Linked DNA regions of Homo sapiens: region 2 is linked to region 1. A link is an interaction called in ENCODE POLR2A ChIA-PET data of the cell type or tissue named here. Cell type or tissue: K562. All regions are shown on one strand. Region 1 overlaps EPHB2 (EPH receptor B2). Region 2 overlaps LACTBL1 (lactamase beta like 1).

Region 1 (5,000 bases):
AGGTGAGGAAACTGAGGCTTAACAAGAGGTAGAACAAATAAAGGTCCGTTTGTTTGTTTGTTTGTTTTGTTTTGTTTTGTCTTCTTAGACATAGTCTTGCTCTGTCGCCCAGGCTGGCGTGCAATGGTGCAATCTCAGCTCACTGCAACCTCTGCCTCCTGGGTTCAAGCAATTTTCATGCCTCAGCCTCCAGGGTAGCTGGGATTACAGGTGTGCATCACCATGCCTGACTAATTTTTGTATTTTTAGTAGAGACGGGGTTTGACCATGTTGGCCAGGCTTGTCTCGAACTCCTGACCTCAAGTGATCTCCCCCCCTCAAAAGGTCCATTTGTAATAGTCTGTGTTTATTTTCCTTCCTTTTATGGCAAGTGATATTGGTTACCAAGCAAGGAAGGGACAGAACTGGTGTTAGAATCCAGATCTCTGTTACCTCCAGAGCCCAGGTCTGTCTGCTCTGCTCATCTGCTCATTTGCCTTTTGTGCAGAGGTAGAGGGAGGGGTTAAAATTGAAAAGCAAAAGACCAGGTTGGGGAGAGAGCATGCTTGTGCTGCCTCCTGCCACAACCCAGAGGGGTGACAGGTTTCCCAGAGCCAGGCCTCCAGGCAAAGCCAGGAGTGGCACAGGAGAAGGGAGCAGAGGAGATGCCGGCCCTCTACCTCCTCCCAAGGGGATCTGCAAACTTCATGTCCTTTGCGTTCCCTTTGTGTCTGCAAACCAGCCAGCCCATTTACTTCCAGTCCTTCTGAGATCCTCCCACTGCTTTGGGCCACTGCTTTGGGCCAGGAGAGGTAGAAGACACAGGGGGACAGTGGGGCCCCCCACCCTAAGCTTCTTGGGAGCCCAGAGTATGAGCACCAACTTTTAGTGTGTGACTTTGGCAAGCCATTTGCCCTCCTTGAGCCCAAGTTTCCACCCGTACGATGAGGATGTCAGTTCCTGGCCCCTCCTTCTCTGGGCCATGGAATCCTCTAGTGTTTGGCCTCTGGGTCAGCCCAGGAATCTAGCCAAGGGATGGGGCCACCTGCTTGGCAGCCTTGCCTCCCCTGCCCGACCCTCTTCTTGTCCCAAGCACAGTCTCTCCTCTGCCTTGTTCGACACAGCTCCCAGCAGCTGTTCCCTGGGCCCAGGCAGAGAGCCCGGCTTGGCGCGTCTCTGGCTGAGGCCGATGAGAGAAAACAGGTTAAAAGTTCAGCCCTTGTTCTCTCCAGGAAGAAAAATCTGTAGCATTCGGAGTGTGAAAAGGAACCCTTTTTTCAGCTCCAAAGCTGCATAATAGAACTTCCCTCCAATTTGCCATCAAAAAGATGCCCTTGGCACTGGCTCTACCATCCCTGGCACCCTTACCCCACACCCCCTCCCTGTGCCAGCCCCCAGTGCAAAGGGACACAGTGACCACAGGCAGTCATGGGGATGCCAGTGCACAGGGACACAAGCCACAGGCAGTTGTGGGGACACTTCTGCATCCTCTCTTGTCAGCTCATGGGTCTGACTGGGGTCACCTCTGACCAAATGCTTCCTCCTGTCCCCACCCTTTATCCCCTCCACCCCTGCCATAGTTCAAACCCTAATTATCTGCCATTTGGACCTTCTCAGCTGCCTAGACACTGGGCACACAGCCCCAGTCTCCTGGTCCTTGTCATTTAGCCCAGACCATCAAACTAATTGTTTCAAGTGACTGAAAGTTTATAGGCTAGGAGGCAAGACACCTGCACTTCCCACTGTGTCACCAACTCCTATGCAATCTTTGGAAGCCCCTTCCCATCCCTGTGCTTCAGTTGCCCTGTCTCCAAAAGGAGGCGGTTGGGCTGGACCAGGGATAGCATCTCAAATGGTTCGTATTTGTTTCCTGGAACACTGTGGCAAGAAGCATCATGTGGCCACAGTATGGGGACTGATGAGTGATGCCTGCCCTGGGCACAGAATTGGAGCATGGCAACAAGCATACCTCTCACCCACTCTCACTGAGCAAGGTGGTGTCACTGTGACCTTCTAGGTCTCTCCCCCTACTCTCTCATAGCTATTTATATTCACACCTCATCTCCACTACCAGACCAGGAACTGCTCCATGGTAGGGTCTTGCTAGCCACGGTTTTCTCTCTCAGGGCACCCAGTGCAGCGCCTGGTACATAATGGGCATCAGGATATTTTGTTGAATGAACGCTTGAAAGGGGTCCATTTAAATTCATTCGGTGTATTGCAATTCCATTCAGAAAGTGTTTGGAAGCCAGAGAGGCAAGGAAAGGGTAGAGGACAGGGGTCCTGAACCTGACCTGGGGAGAATGGGGGTCTCTAGGGCCATGTGGCTCTTCTTCCCCCTAGGCCACATGGCTCCCTGCAGCTGCTGGAATCGGGGGAGGCAAGTGGGGCCCAGGATGGTCCAGGTGCTGACATGTCTCCTGAACCCCCACAGGCCATGTGACAGTTGGCCCCTACTGGGTGCAGTGCTTGCTCTCAACACTTCTCCACTCCTGGGACCCTGTCCTGGGGGCAGAGTTGCCTGAGCCCTGGGGGAGGGGCCCCAGTGATAGGAACATGATGGAAGGCTCCAGGTTTCTAGAGAAAGGGAGAGTGTCCTGACAAGATGTGTGCGCCAGAGGAGCAACGAGGGGAAACTGAGGGGTCTCAGCTGGGACACAAGCACAGCCCCTCTAAGGCCCAAGTTCGTTTTTGAGAGTTTGATGCAAGCTGAAAAGCAAACAGATCCCAGAGTTTGATGTAAAATATCAAGGGTTTAGTGGCAGAGCCTCGGAAACCCATCCAGTAGACTCCAGGTTTAGTGGATGTAAGACCCTCCTCGTCCAGAAAAGGAAGGGAAGGACAGTACCTAGGTTAGTGAGACTAGACTGGCCTAGAGGTAGAGCCTGACCATGATGTAAGGGTGGACTTGGCCTGGAGGGGCGGGGCCTAGAGGAGTGGCATCAGATGATTGGCTAGGCTGTGGGGGTAGGCGGGATAATGGAGTAGAGAGGCGGAGTCTAAACCGAGGGCAGTCTGGAGAGTTAGAGTCAGATGACTGGGGCAATGGAAGTAGGCGGGGCTCTCAGTAAAGAAGGATGAGGGCCCGGCCGTGAGGGTCTGGCCGGGCACGGTGGCTCACGCCTGTACTCCCAGCACTTTGGGAGGGCGAGGCGGGCGGATCACGAGGTCAGGAGATCGAGACCGTCCTGGCTAACACGGTGAAACCCTGTCTCTACTAAAAATACAAAAAATTAGCCGGGCGTGGTTGGAGGCGCCTGTAGTCCCAGCTACTCGGGAGGCTGAGGCAGGAGAATGGCCTGAACGTGGGAGGCGGAGCTTGCAGTGAGCCGAGATCACACCACTGCACTCCAGCCTGGGCGACAGAGCCAGACTCCGTCTAAAAAAAAAAAAAAAAAAGAAGAAGAAGGATGAGGGCCCAACAGAAAGATTGACAGCGCCTGGTAGGTGGGGCGGGGTGGTGACTCTTTGCTCTCCCCACAGAAACGCTAATGGACTCCACTACAGCGACTGCTGAGCTGGGCTGGATGGTGCATCCTCCATCAGGGGTGAGTCAGTGGTCCCCAAACCTTGCATTGGTCCCCAGGATCCCTCAAGCCCTGCTGCAGGGCCCGAATGCCCCCTCATATTCTAACCCCTTTCCCCCTCTTCAGGACCCAGAGCCAGGCCTCTCTCAGCCCCACCCTCCCAATCCCCTACCATTGATGGAGCCATGATCCCCTACCATTGATGGAGCCAGTTACCATGACAACAGGCTGGATGCTTTCAGCCTTTATCCCGTGGAATCCTTAGGGCAAGGCTGAGAAGTAGGTGCTCTCACTACCCCCGTTTTACAGATGAAGAAAGTGAACTGTCGTTTCCTGAGTACCCATTCTATGTCAGATACTGTATTAAGTACCTTTATACACATCATCTCTGATCCCATGGAGAGGAATTATCTCCATTTTACAGATGAGAAAACCGAGGCTCAGAAAGGTGTAGCCACCTGCCCAGGGCCCTATAGATAATAAGTGAAAGGGCTAAGGTTTGTATTCAGGACTATGACTGAGCTCTCTGCCCGCTTTCTGGGTCCCCATAACACAAAGCTCCCCCTCCTTTGGTTCTTATCATCCTAGGGTCTATGCTGTGAGCTCTCCAAGAGCAAAATCTGGCATAAGTTACAGACTGTGGGGTCAAATACTCCTGAAAATGTGTCTTAGCTCTGCCACTCACCAGCTGTGTGATTTGGGGCACTTCCTTAATCTCTCTGAGCTTCAGTTTCTTCATCTATAAAATGGTGATGATGTTTTAGACCTCACAAGACTGTTGCGAGGTTTTCCTGCAAAGTGTCTAACACAATGCCTGGCATAGATTGGGCTCCCAGTCAAGAGTAGCTATAATCATCATCATCATTGTCATTGTCATGAAGTTGAATATTCATCCCTCATCCCCGCCGTCTCTGGACTCTATAACCCAGCCCTTCCCTTCCCCCCACCCCAGTTCCTCCGCTGGGACTCAGCTGCTGCCCCAGGGAACTGCATTCCCCCCACCCCCCAGGCCTGTGCTCTCAATAGGCAGGGCCCCAGGGTCAGGCCGCTTTCTGTGGCTCTTTCTTGTCACCAATTTTCCATCTGCGAAGGCGGCTGGGCCCACAGCCCCACCTTGCCAGTAATGAGGCCAGGCTGGGCTGCAGGGCCCCCGGACGCAATTATTTGGGGTGTTTAGGCTGCAGGGCCTCCGCATGTTAATTAGAGAGAGGGGAGAAAGGCAGAGTGCTCTAATTAAGTGTTCTAATTAAGTTCTGAAGAAGAGCAGCGGTTGTAACAAGGGGCTGACTTTGTCACATGGTGCCACCAAAAAGAAAAAAAAAAATTAATGCAATGTAGGGAGCTTCAGAGTCGCCATTGAAGAAGAGGCTGAGCCAGTCAGCTCCAGACCTGCCCTCCCCATGTGTACTCACCCTTCATCGCACCTGACCCTCCCCAGGCTGCCAGCCCCTGCTCCACACGCACAGACTTGGCCCAGGGAATCTGAGTGGCACA
Region 2 (5,000 bases), 170 kb after region 1:
ATTGGAGGAAACTATCTACAATTATGTCAAATTTACAATTATCTCAAAGTCAAAAGTTTAATTGTTTAAAAAGATATACAAAATGCATGCCCAAATTTTATACTAGATTTCATAGGCATGAAATTCATCAAAACTTTAAAATTCTCTTCTTCAAAAGACACCGTTAAGAAAATGAAAAATTAAGCCAGACACTGGGGGAAAATACTTGCAATGCATATATCTAACAAAGGACTAGTATCCGTACTATATAAAGAGCTTTCACAATTCAATAAATGCAATTAAAACCACAGTGAGATATGACTTCACAACCATGAAAATGGCTAAAATGCAAAAGTCTGACAATAACAAGTGTTAGCAAAAATGTAGGGCAAGCGAACTGCCACATATGACTGTTAAGAATATAAAATGGTGGCTGGGTGCAGTGGCTCATGCCTGTAAATCCCAGCACTTTGGGAGGCCGAGGCAGGTGGATCACAAGGTCAGGAGATCGAAACCATCCTGGCTAACACGTTGAAACCCCGTCTCTACTAAAAAAAATCCAAAAAAAATTAGCCAGGCATGGTGGTGGGCACCTGTAGTCCCAGCTACTTGGGAAGCTGAGGCAGGACAATGGCATGAACCTGGGAGGCGGAGCTTGCAGTGAGCTGAGATCACACCACTGCAATCCAGCCTGGGTAACAGAGTGAGACTCCGTCTAAAAAAAAAACAAAAAAAGAATATAAAATGATACACATATTTTGGAAAACTGTGTAGCAGTCACACCTAGATAGCTACCCGAGAGAAATGAAAGCATGTATTGACACACAGACTTGTATAGGAATGCTTTTTCATAATGGCCCTAATCTGGAGACAACCCAAATGTTCACCAACAGAGAAATGGATAAACAAATTGTGGCATATATGAGCAATAGAATAAAAACAATAAACTATTGGCTGGGCGTGGTGGCTCACACCTGTAATCCCAGCAGTGTGGGAGGCCAAGGCAGGCAGATCACAAGGCCAAGAGATCGAGACCAGCCTGGCTAACATGGTGAAACCCCGTCTCTACTAAAAATACAAAAACTAGCTGGGCGTGGTGGTGCGCGCCTGTAGTCCCAGCTACTCTCGGGGCTGAGGCAGGGGAATTGCTTGAACCAGGGTGGCGGAGGTTGCAGTGAGCCGAGATCGCGCCACTGCACTCCAGCCTGGGCGACAGAGTGAGACTCCCTCAAAAAAAAAACAAAAACAAAAACAAAAGCAATAAACTATTGATACACACACAGACATGAATGAACCTCAAAACCAGCGTGGTGAGCAAAAGAAGACAGACACAAAAGACTCCACCATATGGTTCCATTTGTATGAAATTCTAGAACAGGCAAAGCTAATCTATAGTGACAGGAAGCAGATCGGTAGTTGCCTGAGGCTAGGGGAGAAAGAGAACTGACTCCAAAGGAGTAGGGGGAAATCTTGGGGGTGATGAAATTTTCTATATCTTGATTGTGGTGGTGGGTATAAATATTTGTCAAAATCACCCAATGGTACTCCAGACATGTGTATTTCATTTTATGTAAGTTATAATTCAATAAGGTTGATTTTCATTTTTATTTTTTTGACAGGGTATTGCTCTGTCACTCATGCTGGAGTGCAGTGGCACGAACACGAGTCACTGCAGCTTCCAACTCCTAGACTCAAGTGATCCTCCTGCCTCAGCCTCCTGAGTAGCTGGGACTACAGGACACCACACCCAGCTAATTTTTATTTTATTTCTGTAGAGATGGGGGTCTCACCATGTTGCCCAGGCTTAGGTTGATTTTTTTTTTTTTTGAGATGGAGTCCCACTCTGTTGCCCAGGCTGGAGGCAATGGCGCAATCTTGGCTCACTGCAACCTCCGCCTTCCAGGTTCAAGCGTTTCTCCTGTCTCAGCCTCCCCATTAGCTGGGATTACAGGCACCCTCCACCATGCCTGGCTAATTTTTGTATTTTTAGTACAGCCGGGGTTTCACCATGTTGGCCTGGCTGGTCTCGAACTCCTGACCTCAAGTGATCCGCCCGCCAAGGCCTCCCAAAGTGCTGGGATTACAGGCGTGAGCCACCGCGCCCAGTTGCTTAGGTTTATTTTTAAAAGACAAAATACAAGCCCATATTTTGTTTTAGATTCAACAGGCACAAAACTACTGTTTCGATGCTTAAATTTTTGGTTGCCTGTTAGTTTCTAAATGCTTACTCTTAATGCCTGTACTTAATCCTTCCTCCCCTATAGATGTGGAGAAATTTGAATTTCTGGCTGTGGTCCAAGACCACACTTTGAGTAGCATCACCCTACTCCACTTTGCCAACTACCCGGGTTCTCCAACAGGCATTCCCACAGGCTCCCCTTCCAAACCTTACTCTAGAAAGCTGGGAGGCCAGGGACAGGGGGGTCCAGGCAGAGCCCGGGGTCACTGGGTCTTGAACACCGGCTTGCCCCGCAGCCGCAGCACTCTGTACGTGTTGAGGCCGGGCACGTCGAAGCCGGGTGACAGCCCGTGGTGATCCAAGGGGTAGAAGTTGACCAGCTGCCCGTGCTGGGCCTCGAGCGAGAGCCACGCGTCGCCGAGTGGCAGTGCGCAGGGGAACTCGTGGGCCACGTGCAGCTGGAAGACGCGGCCGTGCAGGTGGCGCAGCGCCAGGGTGCGGAACGCTGGAGGCACCAGCGCCTCCACGCGCGGCCCGAACTGGCGCAGGCGCAGCTCGCCCGCCGGCCCGGCGCGCACCTCGTAGAAGGTCAGGTTGGCGAAGGTGAAGTAGCCGGCGAAGGGGTGCGCGGTGGGCGGCGGAGCCGGGCCGGGCTCGGCCTCCCGGAGGGCGCGCTCCAGGGCGGGCAGGAGCTCATCGTAGGCCCGCGCCACCAGGTCGGGCCCGGGCGGCCGTGGCCCTGCCAGCAGCAGCACCAGGCCCAGACGCAGCGGGGGCACCAGCGAGAAGGTGGCGGCGTAGCCGTCCAGATCGCCGTCCTTGCGCACCACGCGGTAGCCCCGCTGCGCGTGGAACTCCCACGGCGTGCCCGTCTCGTTGGCGAAGTAGGCGCCCGGGCAGGCCAGCAGCGGCGCCAGCAGCGTCTTGGCCGCGTCGGGCCGCAGGAGCCGCCGGGGCCCGCCGCCCAGGAGCGCCACGGCCAGCTTGGCCAGGTCGGCGGCGGTAGAGTACATCTGGCCCGACGGCCGGTACCAGCCCAGGTCATAGAGTGGCGCCGGCCGCCCGCTGCCGTAGAAGCCCGCGGCCAGGCGCGCGCGCACGTCGGGCGTGAGGTCAAAGCCCGTGTCTGCCATCCCCAGCGGCTCCAGCACGTTCTCCGAGACCCAGCGCTGGTAGTCGCCCTGGGCGGTGTGAGCTGCCAGGACGTGGGCCAGGAGCGAGAAGGCCAGCGTGCTGTAATGGCATCTGGAAGGAGAGCAGTGGCAAGTGGGACGGGGCCCTTCCTCACCCGCCCGCGCTGTCTGAAATGCCACCAGTTTCATGGGACTGGGCGGGGCTGGGAAGGAACCTGCTCCCCTGCATCCCAGGTGGTCAGACCTGGAAGAGACTTTGGAGCACTGACTCTGACTCTCTTCTACATCTGGGAAGACCAAGGCCCAGAGAGGGGCGGGGAATTGCCCAGGGTCATACAGCAGGATGGAGGAGAGCTGAGCTCAGCGGTGCACCTGGGAAAGCTGTCACACAAATCTTATTGGTCCTTCACACTTTAGTATGATTTACCTTATCTAATGGAAAATTAAAGGCTTACACTGCTCTGGGGAAACAAAAATGATAGTGACCATGTATGAGGCAAGGTCTCACCCCTCCCTTCTTCCAGGCTGTAGCAGACACCAGTAACCAGCAAGAGGCCTCTTTTCTTTCCCAGAGCAAATACAGTTTCAGAATCTCTAAAACAGAAAGGTGCAAGGATGTGTGAAAATTCACAAATTCTCCTAGGCATTCCTGAACTCTGGGCCAACTTCCTTATTTTTGCAGATGAGGAAGATTAGTTAGATGAGTTTCACAGAGATAAAGTGCACCACCCAAGGTCACATTGCCATAGTTATTTGCAGAGCTGAGAGGAGGACTCCAGCCTGAAGATGTCCAAGCATCTCCTCTCTCTGCATCTCCTGGATCATTTCTTCCTTAAGGGAAGTGGGGCCTGAGGTTCAGCATTTGGAGAAGCAGAGGGACAAATTTGGAAAAGGGTCACTGACCAGCGGCTCAGAAGGGGGCCCCTGAAGCTGGGGAGTGCCAGCTGTCCTCTGTCCAGCCCCACAGCCCCACTGCTCCCAGAGTGGGGCTTCTCTGTTCAGTGGCCACCCAGCTATCCACTCCCCATCTGGTCAGCAACCCGTTTATTTCCAACCTGGCAAAATCTGTATTCACCTTGCTTATTTGCTCACGGTGTCTCCCTCACAAGAGTGCAAACTCCACGAGGAGCAAACCGGGTGTTTATCACCTTCTGGGCAAAGTAGGTGCTCAATAAATGTTAAGTGGGTAAATGGAAAAAACATTCCATTCAAACAGAACAGGATTCTGGGCCCAGCTCTCCCCTGTCTTGCTGGCCTCCCCTCTCTAGGTCTTGCCCTTTGCAGCTGGGGAGCAGGTCTCTCCCGGCTCTGCCAACCTAGGATGAGGTGATGTGGGCTCTTTGCCAGGCAGGTGTGTCTCCCCAGGAGGCTCCTAACATGAGGCTGGGCATCAGGGTATGCTCCTCACCTGGTTCCCGGGTCCACTACCAGCACATCGTCCTTGAGCAGGTTCAGGGCCTCCTGGGTGCTGCCCTTCCACAGCAGTGAAGTGGAGCGCAGCCTTCTGGGCAGCCCTAGGGAGGAGCAGTGGTCAGACTTACCGGGCCCGGCTGAGGGTGGGATGGTGGGCCCCTGGGTGCACTCCCTCCCCACCTTCCGTGAGTTGAGAGATAACAACAACAAATCAGTTTTTTAAAAAAGAAAATCAGCCTAGCGTGGACTCCAGTCCTGCCTTCTCTTCCTGCCTGTGTGTCACTGGGCAGGTCACT

The links. ChIA-PET counts read pairs that join two places held together with the same protein. Peaks named below come from ENCODE experiments on the same cell type or tissue, not always from the same donor. Only the 100,000 strongest peaks of a DNase experiment are listed, where the experiment ranks them.
Region 2: POLR2A ChIA-PET joins it to region 1 with 6 read pairs; 2 of 35 experiments call an interaction of 5 or more read pairs at or near these places.

What each region holds. Positions count from the first base shown.
Region 1 is chr1:22,777,959-22,782,958 of GRCh38, forward strand. EPHB2 (EPH receptor B2) reads left to right here. Exons shown (of 16, transcript NM_017449.5): 2 at 3,463-3,527. Among named protein-coding and RNA genes, the nearest start is that of MIR4684, 61 kb to the left of the region's middle. In K562, no CTCF peak of the experiment used is centred here; a DNase peak (open chromatin) is centred at 2,933; H3K27me3 peaks cover 2,908 bases.
Region 2 is chr1:22,950,622-22,955,621 of GRCh38, forward strand. It overlaps LACTBL1 (lactamase beta like 1), which reads right to left. Exons shown (of 8, transcript NM_001289974.2): 7 at 4,700-4,805; 8 at 2,422-3,403. The coding sequence ends at 2,422. Among named protein-coding and RNA genes, the nearest start is that of LACTBL1, 20 kb to the right of the region's middle. In K562, no CTCF peak of the experiment used is centred here; no DNase peak of the experiment used is centred here; H3K27me3 peaks cover 2,983 bases.